Regions from separate parts of the Homo sapiens genome. Here region 2 is linked to region 1. A link is a contact called in ENCODE Hi-C or POLR2A ChIA-PET data. All regions are on one chromosome and are shown on one strand. Each heading gives the region's core, a stretch centred on a gene start or an enhancer-like site at or near the end of the contact. The rest is flanking DNA. Distances are from core to core; before and after follow the strand shown. Region 1 overlaps LOC105372379 (a long non-coding RNA gene). Region 2 holds the start of HNRNPUL1 (heterogeneous nuclear ribonucleoprotein U like 1).

Region 1 (4,644 bases), core at 780-3,279:
AGGGTTTTGCTAGGTGTCTGACCCAGCTTCCAAAGCCAGGGTCTAATAACAACAGCGCCACCAACAACAGGAAACATTTGTGACGCACATGCTGCCAAAGCACTGTTCTAAGCACTCCTTACAGTTTAATCCTCCCAACAATAAGAATGAGGTAGGTACCAGTGCTAACCCCATTTTACATAGGGGGAAACTTAGGCACAGAGAGGAGACCCCATGAAAGGCAATGGGGACACCTCCAGGAACCTCCCACCAAAAAAGATCACTGCAGAGTAAGGACAAATCGAACATCAGATTTCCTCAAGGGTGGGCACTTTCTCGATGCATTTCTGGTGCCCTCTTTTGGATTTCAGCCTCAGTGGCCACAACACCACGGGTGTCAGTGACAGGAGCAAACCAAATGCACTGGGGACTCAGCTGGGAGGAGCCGCCCTGGCATTCCCACCATGTCCGTGAAATGGGGGGAATCGTGGTATGTACTTGAGAATCAACAGAGGCTGGGCGAGGAAGACTTGGGATACTTGTGAGCCCATTCTAACATCAGCAATTGCTAATATCATGTTTATTGCCTTGAATAAAAGAGATGAAGAAATAAAGGAAAAAGAGGAAAGGAAGGGGGAAAGGAATGAAGAAAGGAGAGACAAGAAATAAAGCATTTTAGGCCGGGCCTGGGGGCTCACACCTGTAATCTCAGTACTTGGGAAGACTGAGGTGGGCATATCACTTGAGGTCAGGAGTTCAAGACCAGCCTGGCCAACATGGCAAAACCCCATCTCTACTAAAAATACAAAAACTAGGCCGGGCACGGTGTCTCACGCCTATAATCCCAGCACTTTGGGAGGCCGAGGCAGGCGGATCACGAGGTCAGGAGATCGAGACCATCCTGGCTAACACAATGAAACTCCACCTCTACTGAAAAAAAAATACGAAAAAAGTTAGCCGGGCGTGGTGGCATGCACCTGTAGTCCCAGCTCCTCGGGAGGCTGAGGCAGGAGAATAGCGTGAACCCGGGAAGAGGAGCTTGCAGTGAGCCAAGATCACACCACTGCACTCCAGCCTGGGCAACAGAGCAAGACTCTGTCTCAAAAAAAAAAATGCAAAAACTAGCTGGGCATCGTAATGCACACCTGTAATCCCAGCTACTGGGGAGGCTGAGACAGGAGAATCACTTGAACCCAGGAGGTGGAGGTTGCAGTGAGCCAAGGTCGCACCACTGCACTCCAGCCTGGGCAACACAGCAAGACTCCATCTCAAAAGAAAAAAAAAAGAAAAGTATTTTAATATCAAAGAAGAAGGAAGAGGGCCAGAAAGAAGAGATAGGGCTGAAAAAAGAAGGCAGGAAACAAGCAGAATGTTTCCAAAGAGTCCCATGAACTATTCAGAAAACAGTTGTTTTGTTTTGTTTTGTTTTGAGACGGAGTCTTGCTCTGTCACCCAGGCAGGAGTGCAGTGGCATGATCTCGGCTCACTGCAACCCCACCTCCTGGGTTCAAGTGATTCTTCTGCCTCAGCCTCCTGAGTAGCTGGGATTATAGGTACACGCCACCATGCCCAGCTAATTTTTGTATTTTTAGTAGAGACGGGGTTTCAACATATTGGCCAGGCTGGTCTCAAACTCCTGACCTCATGATCCACTCACTTTGGCCTCCCAAAGTGCTGGGATTACCGCGCCCGGCCAAGAATTTTGTCTTTAAAGGAGTTGACAGTGGGGTGTGGACCGTGTAGCCGAGACAGCTTGCAGGGTGAGTTAAGAGTCCGCCTGGATTCCATCCCCAGCCCTGCCACACTTTGTCCATGAAGCAAGTGACTGTCCCTTCCCAAGCCTCAGTTTCTGCACTGCAGAATGGGGACCATTGTCCGTGGCATTTCCACAGGTTGGCGTGAGAACCTGTTGAGCCCACGCAGCAAGGTGTGCCTGTTGTCTATGGTAAGGGGCAGACGGCATTGCCTACTTTCCACTCGTAAGATGTCATTGCATGTACCCGGTTCTCACTTGGCAGATGAATCAAAGGGCTATAAATAGCCATGTCTTGGTTTCTCATAAACGCATTAAATATGACTTGGCATCTTGCCCAGGCTTCCTGTCAGGGCAGTGGACGAGGATTGTTTTGCAGAGGTCTGATGAGTGTCAAGGTTATAGTCACGTGCAGGTGCGTGAGGCAGGACTCGAAGTGAGCCCCAGCTGCCCTGGGGAATGAGGGGGTCTTCCCTTCCACCCCCATGCCCTCCTTGGCATAGGTTTACACCAGCCACTGTGGGCCCTGGCAAGCCCCGCCTTGTGGCTCAGGCTGGGCCACTGGCCTCTTTGCTGGCTTTGCCTGGACTCACCCCACTGGTCCAGCTTGCATTTGGTCAGTCTATTCACAGGTGAATTCTGGGAAGACTGGACCCGGCTATGGGAAGAGGGGAGAGGAGGGAAAGGTGGACACATGACTCGTGAGCTTGCTGGGCTGTCCTGGGCCCCTCCCTCCATCTTACTTCATGAAGTTCTCTGAGGCTGACCTCACCCCTGACTCAGGGATGAGGCCCTGGGGGTGGCAGATGTGGACTCTGGAACCCCGCTGCCTAGGTTCAAGTCCCAGCTGCTCCATAGAGGACCTCAGGCTTGTCTATGCTCTCAGTACCTCAATTTCCCCCCTCTGTGAAATGAAGGTAATGCCTCATAGAATCTACCTCATGGGGCTGCTGGAAGGATTCAATGGATGTTGATCATGATCATGATTTCCTGATACTCAGAATAATGCCAGGCACAGATTATCTGCTCTGAAAAACGTTTTGCTATTATTATTTTTCTGCTAGTGATAGTTAAGAGCAAGGACTCTAGACCCAGCCCAGTTGGGTTCAACGCTCAGCTCCACCACTTGCAACCAATGTAACCTTAAACCTGGATATAATCTCTCTGTGTCAGAGGCATGTGAACCAGAACAACTCCATCTTGAATGGGGCTGGGTAAAATGAGGCTGCATTCCCAGATGGTTAGGCATTCTAACTCACAGGATGAGATTGGAGGTCAGCACAAGATACAGGTCATAATGACCTTGCTGATAAAACAGTTTGCAGTAAAGAAGCTGGCCAAAACCCACCAAAACCAGAGTGACCTCTGTTCGTCCTCAATATGACACTCCCATCAGCACCATGACAGTTTACAAATACCATGGCAACATCAGGAAGTTACCCTATATGGTCTAAAAAGGGGAGACATGAATAACCCACCCCTTGTTTAGCGTAACATCAAGAAATAACCATAAAAATGGGCAGCCAGATGCCCTCAGGGCTGCTCTGTCTATTGAGTAGCCATTCTTTATTCGTTTACTTTTTTAATAAACTTGCCTTCATTTTACTCTACGGAATTGCCCTGAATTCTTTCTTGTGCGAGATCCAAGAACCCTCTCTTGGGGTCTGGATCCGGACCCCTTTCCTGTAATGTCTGTGCCTCAGTTCCTTCATCTGTAAAATGGGAGTGATGATTATCTGTACCTTATAGGGTGTAATAGGGATAAAATAAGCAAACACCCGCCAAGTACTCAGACGAGAGCCTGGCACACAGTAAATACTCCAATGTTGTTGCTACCATTGATGTTCTTGTTACAGGTGGTTGTGCTCACCCCGCATCAAGGTTGCTAAGCTGCTGTGATGGAATCCTGGAGCTGCTGAAGGACACCTCATCTCTTTGTGGGAAGCATCTGCTTGAGGATTAAGGGAATGCAGAAAAAAAGTGGAGTAGAGAGATGGAGGAAGATGACTTTCGAGGACATTGTGTGAGCACCTGGATCTAACTGTGCCTGAAGCAAAACTCAAACCCTGGACTCTCAATGTATTGGCTCTCAGTTCCAAGACCCAATAAATTCCTTCTTAGCTTAGAATGCTTTGCTCAGATGTCTGTTACTTCCAGCCAAATGTGTTTTAATACAGAAAGCTCTTGGGGGCTCAAATAACAGAAAGGGAAGCTATATGAGAAGCTGAGGGAAGCTAAGGAGAGGAACAGAAGTGATACAGCAGGGTGTGGTGGCTCACGCCTGTAATCCCAGGTCTTTGAGAGGCTGAGGTGGTGGACCACTTGAGGTCAGGAGTTCGAGACCAGCCTGGCTAACATGGTGAAACCCCATCTCTACTAAAAAAAAAAAAAAATTAGTCAGACGTGGTGGCATGCATGTGTAATCCCGGCTACTCAGGAGGCTTAGTCAGGAGAATCACTTGAACCTGGAAGGTGGAAATTGCAGTGAGCCAAGATCATGCCACTGTACTTCAGTCTGGGCGACAGAGCAAGACTCCATTTCAGAAAAAAAAAAAAAAAAAAAGAAGTGATACAGCTTAAGAGAGTAGGCCATGTGGAGGCCACATGCATCATGGGTTAGAATCCAGGCTGTTACTGAGAGCTTGTGGTAGGATGTTGCAGAATGGACACACTCTTTCATGCCTCCTTGTGTACATTCTTACAAGGTGACTTTGCCACTCTTCCCATCAAGGGATGGAGTCTGTGTCTCCACCCCTTGAATCTGGGCTGACCTTGTAATTTCTTTTGGCCAATCAAACATGGTGAAAGTAATGCTGTGTTAGTTTCAAGCCTAGACTTCAAGAAACCTTGCCGCTTCCATGTACTCTCTTAGTTGATCTTGCCATGACCTTGTGAACATGACCGGGCTAGCC
Region 2 (4,644 bases), core at 630-3,129, 6.1 Mb after region 1:
ATCATTGTGGGAAGCTGGGAGGAGAGAGAGAGAGAGGAAGTCGGACGTGGGCGAGGGGCGGGGTGTCTGGACTGGAACCTCTGGGCCCACGTGAGTGTCTGTCCCGCTGCTGAGTGGGTGCTGTGTGTTTGGGTTGCTGTAGTGTTCGCTTGTAGTGCAACTATCCTGTGTTATCTTTATTATTCGATGCCGCCTGCCTCTGCGGACCGTAGTGGGCACATCTACACTGCAGCGGGGTGCCTTACCCAAAGCAGATCGGAATTGGGGCCGGGCGCGGTGGCTCACGCCTGTAATCCCAGCACTTTGGGAGGCCGAGGCGGGCGGATCACTTGAGGTCAGGAGTTCGAGACCAGCCTGGCCAACATGGTGAAACCCCGTCTCTACTAAAAATACAAAAATTAGTCGGGCATGGTGGCGGGGACCTGTAATCCCAGCTACTCGGAAGGCTGAGGCAGGAGAATCGCTTGAACACGGGAGGCGGAGGTTGCGGTGAGCTGAGATAGAGGCCCTGCACTCCAGCCAGGGTAACAAGAGCGAGACTCCGTCTCAAAAAAAAAAAAAAAAAAAAAAGAACAACAAAAAAAAGAACTGGATGCGTCTGATCTGACGCACGCCTGTTTGTTTACGACTGCGGGGTGTGCCTTTGTCTGAGTAGAGATAGTGTGTGGCTTTTGCGGGCTTAACGTGTGGCTCAGGAGGCAGTGGGAGTCTGCATCATGTATCCCGATTGCGTCTTACTCGAGTTTTGTTTTGAGTTAGAGGCGACAGGTGGTGCAGCGTTAGACACTGGGAAGCTCTGTGGCTTTTGTATTCCTGAGCGCGAAGGTTAATGACGGATCCGTGGGGTTGAGCTTGTCGGTACAGACGCCAGACAGCCCGATTTACGGGAACAGCCGATTAGAGGATTCGGGAGAGCGGTCGGTGAACTTCTGGATGTCTTTCGGGAGGGGAAGGCTCTATGGTCGCGTGCAGAGCGCCCGTTCCACGTCAGGTACCCGACCATAGAGCAAGGCGGCCGCGGACTACCCAAGGGAAGGGGAGGCCGTGTCCTTTACAACTTGCCTCCCGTTGTTAGTCTAGTTTCTATAGCCAAACCTTCGGGACTCTCTCAACTCAAAATTTTGCTTTTCCTAAAGGCAACTGGGTTCCTTCCAGATTACGAACTGTGTATCCACTTAATCTCTATTTCGTATACCTCCTCCTACAGCGAAATTTGTGAGGCAGTCCTCTGAAGCACGGCCAATCTGGTGAACTTTTCCTAAAATGAGCCATCGCTACCAGCTTTAGTGAGCTAAGACAATAACTGCGATTGGTGGGCAGATTGTTTTGAAACCGCCCTAACGGCAAGGGGCGGGCTCCTGGTGAATTCATCTCTTTCCGGTTTCTTAAAGGCAACAGGAAGGAGGGGTTTCTGCCGACCCTCCATTTGATTGGTTCTAGTGGTTTTACCCGCTCGGACTCCTCAAGGGGCGGGAGATGTACACCAATCGGAATGTGTGTTACAGAGACACTTAGTTTGATGAAAGGACTGCGCAGGAAAGGCCGTGGGACACTCATTCTGAGATCTTACCGTTGATTGGACCAAATTGTTACTCCCTTATTTTCATTGGACCTTACGGCAGCCGGCGCGCGAGAGTTACCCAATCAGCAAGCGCTCCGCCTCCTGCCTTTTCCCGCCCTCCGCTCCGGCCTCGGCTTCGACGTAGGCCAACGCTTCCTCCCCAGTAGCTCCTAGGCCTTCTCGTGGCCGTTGTTTTGAAAACGGCGCTCTGATTGGCTAGGTTTCCGGGCCCGCGCCCGTTGCCCCACGCACTGACCAATTGGCACTCATGTAACATCGGACGAGGCACGAGTGAGGGGGGAGGCGGTGGCGGCGGCCATTTTGAGCCGCTGCCGCCATTGGAGTGGGCCCCCCCCCTTTCCCCCTTCGCCTCCTGACAGGAAAGGTTTAAGGGGGACAGAGCCCTGGGAGGCCGGGCCGGGCTCGGGGGCCACCCCGGGGGCCCGGGCCATGGATGTGCGCCGTCTGAAGGTGAACGAACTTCGCGAGGAGCTGCAGCGCCGCGGCCTGGACACTCGAGGCCTCAAGGCCGAGCTTGCTGAGCGGCTGCAGGCGGCGTTGGAGGCCGAGGAGCCTGACGACGAGCGGGAGCTCGACGCCGACGACGAACCGGGGCGACCCGGGCACATCAACGAGGAGGTCGAGACCGAGGGGGGCTCCGAGCTGGAGGGGACCGCGCAGCCACCGCCGCCCGGGCTGCAGCCGCACGCGGAGCCCGGCGGCTACTCGGGGCCGGACGGACATTGTGAGAGTGCGCGGGGCGGGGGCCGGGGAGCCCGGAGCCTGGGCCGAGGAAAGGGCTGTGGGACGCGGGAGTCCAGCGCCTGAGGTCGGGGAGACGACCTGAGGATCGGGGGATCCCGCTACCCGCCGCCGAAAAGGATCTGGGGACCAGGGCCCCAGCACGACCGGAGGGTGGATCCTGACACTCAGTGCAGGGGGGACACTGGGGGAGGGGCCTCTGGGTTTCGGAGGTGAGGGACGGGGGTGGCGGGGAGGATTCCGTACCGTAGGGATCGGAGACCGGAAACTGCTTTCTGGAGCCGAAGAGAGTCGGAAGAACAAGAGGTTTTCCGTTTGGGTTGGGGAGGGTCTCGAAAATGGGGATCCTAGGGTACGGAGCTCCGTGGGCTTGGCGGTCGTGCTAGCCCAGCGTGTGGGCTGGGGGGTGGGGAGCCGTGTTTCCAGGGTGGGGAAGGAATGTCCAGGTGTGCGGGGCTGCGAGAGTTCTGAGGAAGGAGGATCCTGGAATATGCCGCTGGATGCGATCCTGGGCGTTCTCCTATTTGGGTACGGGGGTGGGTGGGAGAGGTGGAGGCGCTGGTGTCTGTGGCTGGGGAGGGTCCTAATGGACTCAGTGCTTTGGAGTTTGGCTAGTGAGCATTTAGGGGCTGCGGGAGATTGAACTAGGGGGCACCCCCATCTCTCTTCCGGGGCTGGAAGGCCACCCTTGAAGCAGGCACAGCCTGGACATTAGGTGCTGGGAGATCTGGGGACTTTCTGGTTGGCTTCTAGAAGAGGTATAGGGAGCCCTGGTGTCCAGAGGCTGGCGGGGGAGAGGATGCTTTCCTGGACAAAGGATCTGGGGGTCTAGAGCTAAGAAAACTGAGGGCAAATAACTCTTGAGGCTGCTGCTGACTGGTCTGGAGCTAACTGTGGGGTTTTTGGAGAACAGAGGGTAGCTGGGGGTGGGATGGGGGCAGATGAGTTGGTAACATTCCAAGTGGATGAAATATGTGGCGGGAGACAGAGGATCCTGTGTCCAGCACAGGAGTACGTATCTGGCTTAGCGAATATGGGGAGGGGGGAGGCCGTAGGGAGCAAAGAGAAAGAAACCTGTTGACTTCACTGGAGGCCTCAGAGTGGAGTGTGGGGAATGTTTCTGGACCTGAGCGTCTCCAGGAGAAATCTCGACGGTTCCCAGAAGCAGTTATTTGTGTACCCAGGGAGTGGGGGCCCTCGGGGAGCAGCACGGAACTCTTCATCAGCCAGGAGCTGTGACTCTGGGAATGGGTTCGGGTAGACCTGCGGTTGTCTGAGGAGAGGAAAACCTGATATGGGACGGCGTGAATCTTCAGTTAGAAAAAAAGCAGCTTTCGGGCCGAGTGCAGTGGCTCACGCCTGTTATTCCAGCACTTTGGGAGGCCGAGGCGGGCGGATCACGAGGTCAGGAGTTCAAGACCAGTCTGGCCAGCATAGTGAAACCCTGTCTCTACTAAAAATACAAATATTAACCGGATCTGGTGGTGTGCGCCTGTAGTCCCAGCTACTCGGGAGGCTGAGGCAGGAGAATCGCTTGAACTTGGGAGGGGGAGGTTGCAGTCAGCCGAGATTACGCCATTGCACTCCAGCCTGGGCAACAAAAGTGAAACTCCGTCTCAAAAAAGAAAAAAGCAGCTTTCTTTCTCTTTTTTTTAAATACAGATGGGGGGTCTCGCTATGTTGCCCAGGGTGGTCTTGAACTCCTGGGTTCAGGTGATCTCACCTCGGCCTCCTGAAGTGCTGGGATTACAGGCGTGAATCACTGCACCAGGCCTCAGGGCAGCTTTCTAGTAGGACTGGGAAATGGGGGGACTGGAAAGGTTAAGGAGTAAGTAGAAGGGATTCTGGCGTAAGAGTTTGTGGAGTTTTTCTGAAAAGAGGGCACCCTGGGACTTGGGGCTAAGGGGATAAGGAGAGAAATGAGGTAACAGAAGAGACAGGATTTGGGGTTGGAATTGGATACTTGTTCATAAGAGAATTTCCCGGAGGGAGGAGTGTGGATTTGGGGTAGGCAGTGGCCTAGAGATTATCGAGGACCCAGGTGCTGGAAAGAGGACTTCCCATTGCAGAGACTTGTGAAGAAAGGAGTGGGCCTGTGTGTGTGTCTAGAGCAGGAGGGATCGTGGCAGGAATGCCTAGCAAGAAAGGGTAGTGGGTTAGTAGTGACCTGGTGGTCTGGGCAGAGAGTCATCTCTGAGAGGAAAGCGAATTAGGTGCTTTGGAGCGTAGACTCTAGACTAAGACAGACTTCGTTTCAAATCTGGCTTAAAGATATTGGCAAGTCACTTCACCTCTGTGGGCCTGGTTTCCTTAATGTGTAA

The links. A loop is a pair of places that touch in the nucleus more often than their neighbours do. ChIA-PET counts read pairs that join two places held with the same protein, here RNA polymerase II (POLR2A). Pooled maps may share reads with other maps.
Region 2: a loop to region 1 is called in a map of CD8-positive, alpha-beta T cell, with 25 times the contacts of the local background. The contact joins the promoter of HNRNPUL1 here to the enhancer-like site in region 1. A Hi-C loop is called at or near these places in 1 of 168 maps with a recorded cell type or tissue (CD8-positive, alpha-beta T cell) and 3 of 50 pooled maps. POLR2A ChIA-PET finds 5 or more read pairs at or near these places in 1 of 52 experiments (T-cell).

What each region holds. Positions count from the first base shown.
Region 1 is chr19:35,212,047-35,216,690 of GRCh38, forward strand. It overlaps LOC105372379 (a long non-coding RNA gene), which reads left to right. Exons shown (of 3, transcript XR_935938.2): 3 at 3,589-3,860. Among named protein-coding and RNA genes, the nearest start is that of FAM187B, 14 kb to the right of the region's middle. RefSeq lists enhancers at 1-442, 1,691-1,890, 1,931-1,980. Within about 2 kb of position 2,030, at least 25 of the 41 ENCODE cell types and tissues checked have a DNase peak (open chromatin) inside an H3K27ac peak, as active enhancers do; they include CD8-positive, alpha-beta T cell, where a contact is called at or near this core.
Region 2 is chr19:41,262,493-41,267,136 of GRCh38, forward strand. HNRNPUL1 (heterogeneous nuclear ribonucleoprotein U like 1) reads left to right here and starts at 1,880. Exons shown (of 15, transcript NM_007040.6): 1 at 1,880-2,306. The coding sequence starts at 2,012. RefSeq lists enhancers at 312-851, 852-1,391, 1,392-1,930 and silencers at 1,936-2,175, 2,266-2,335, 2,356-2,405.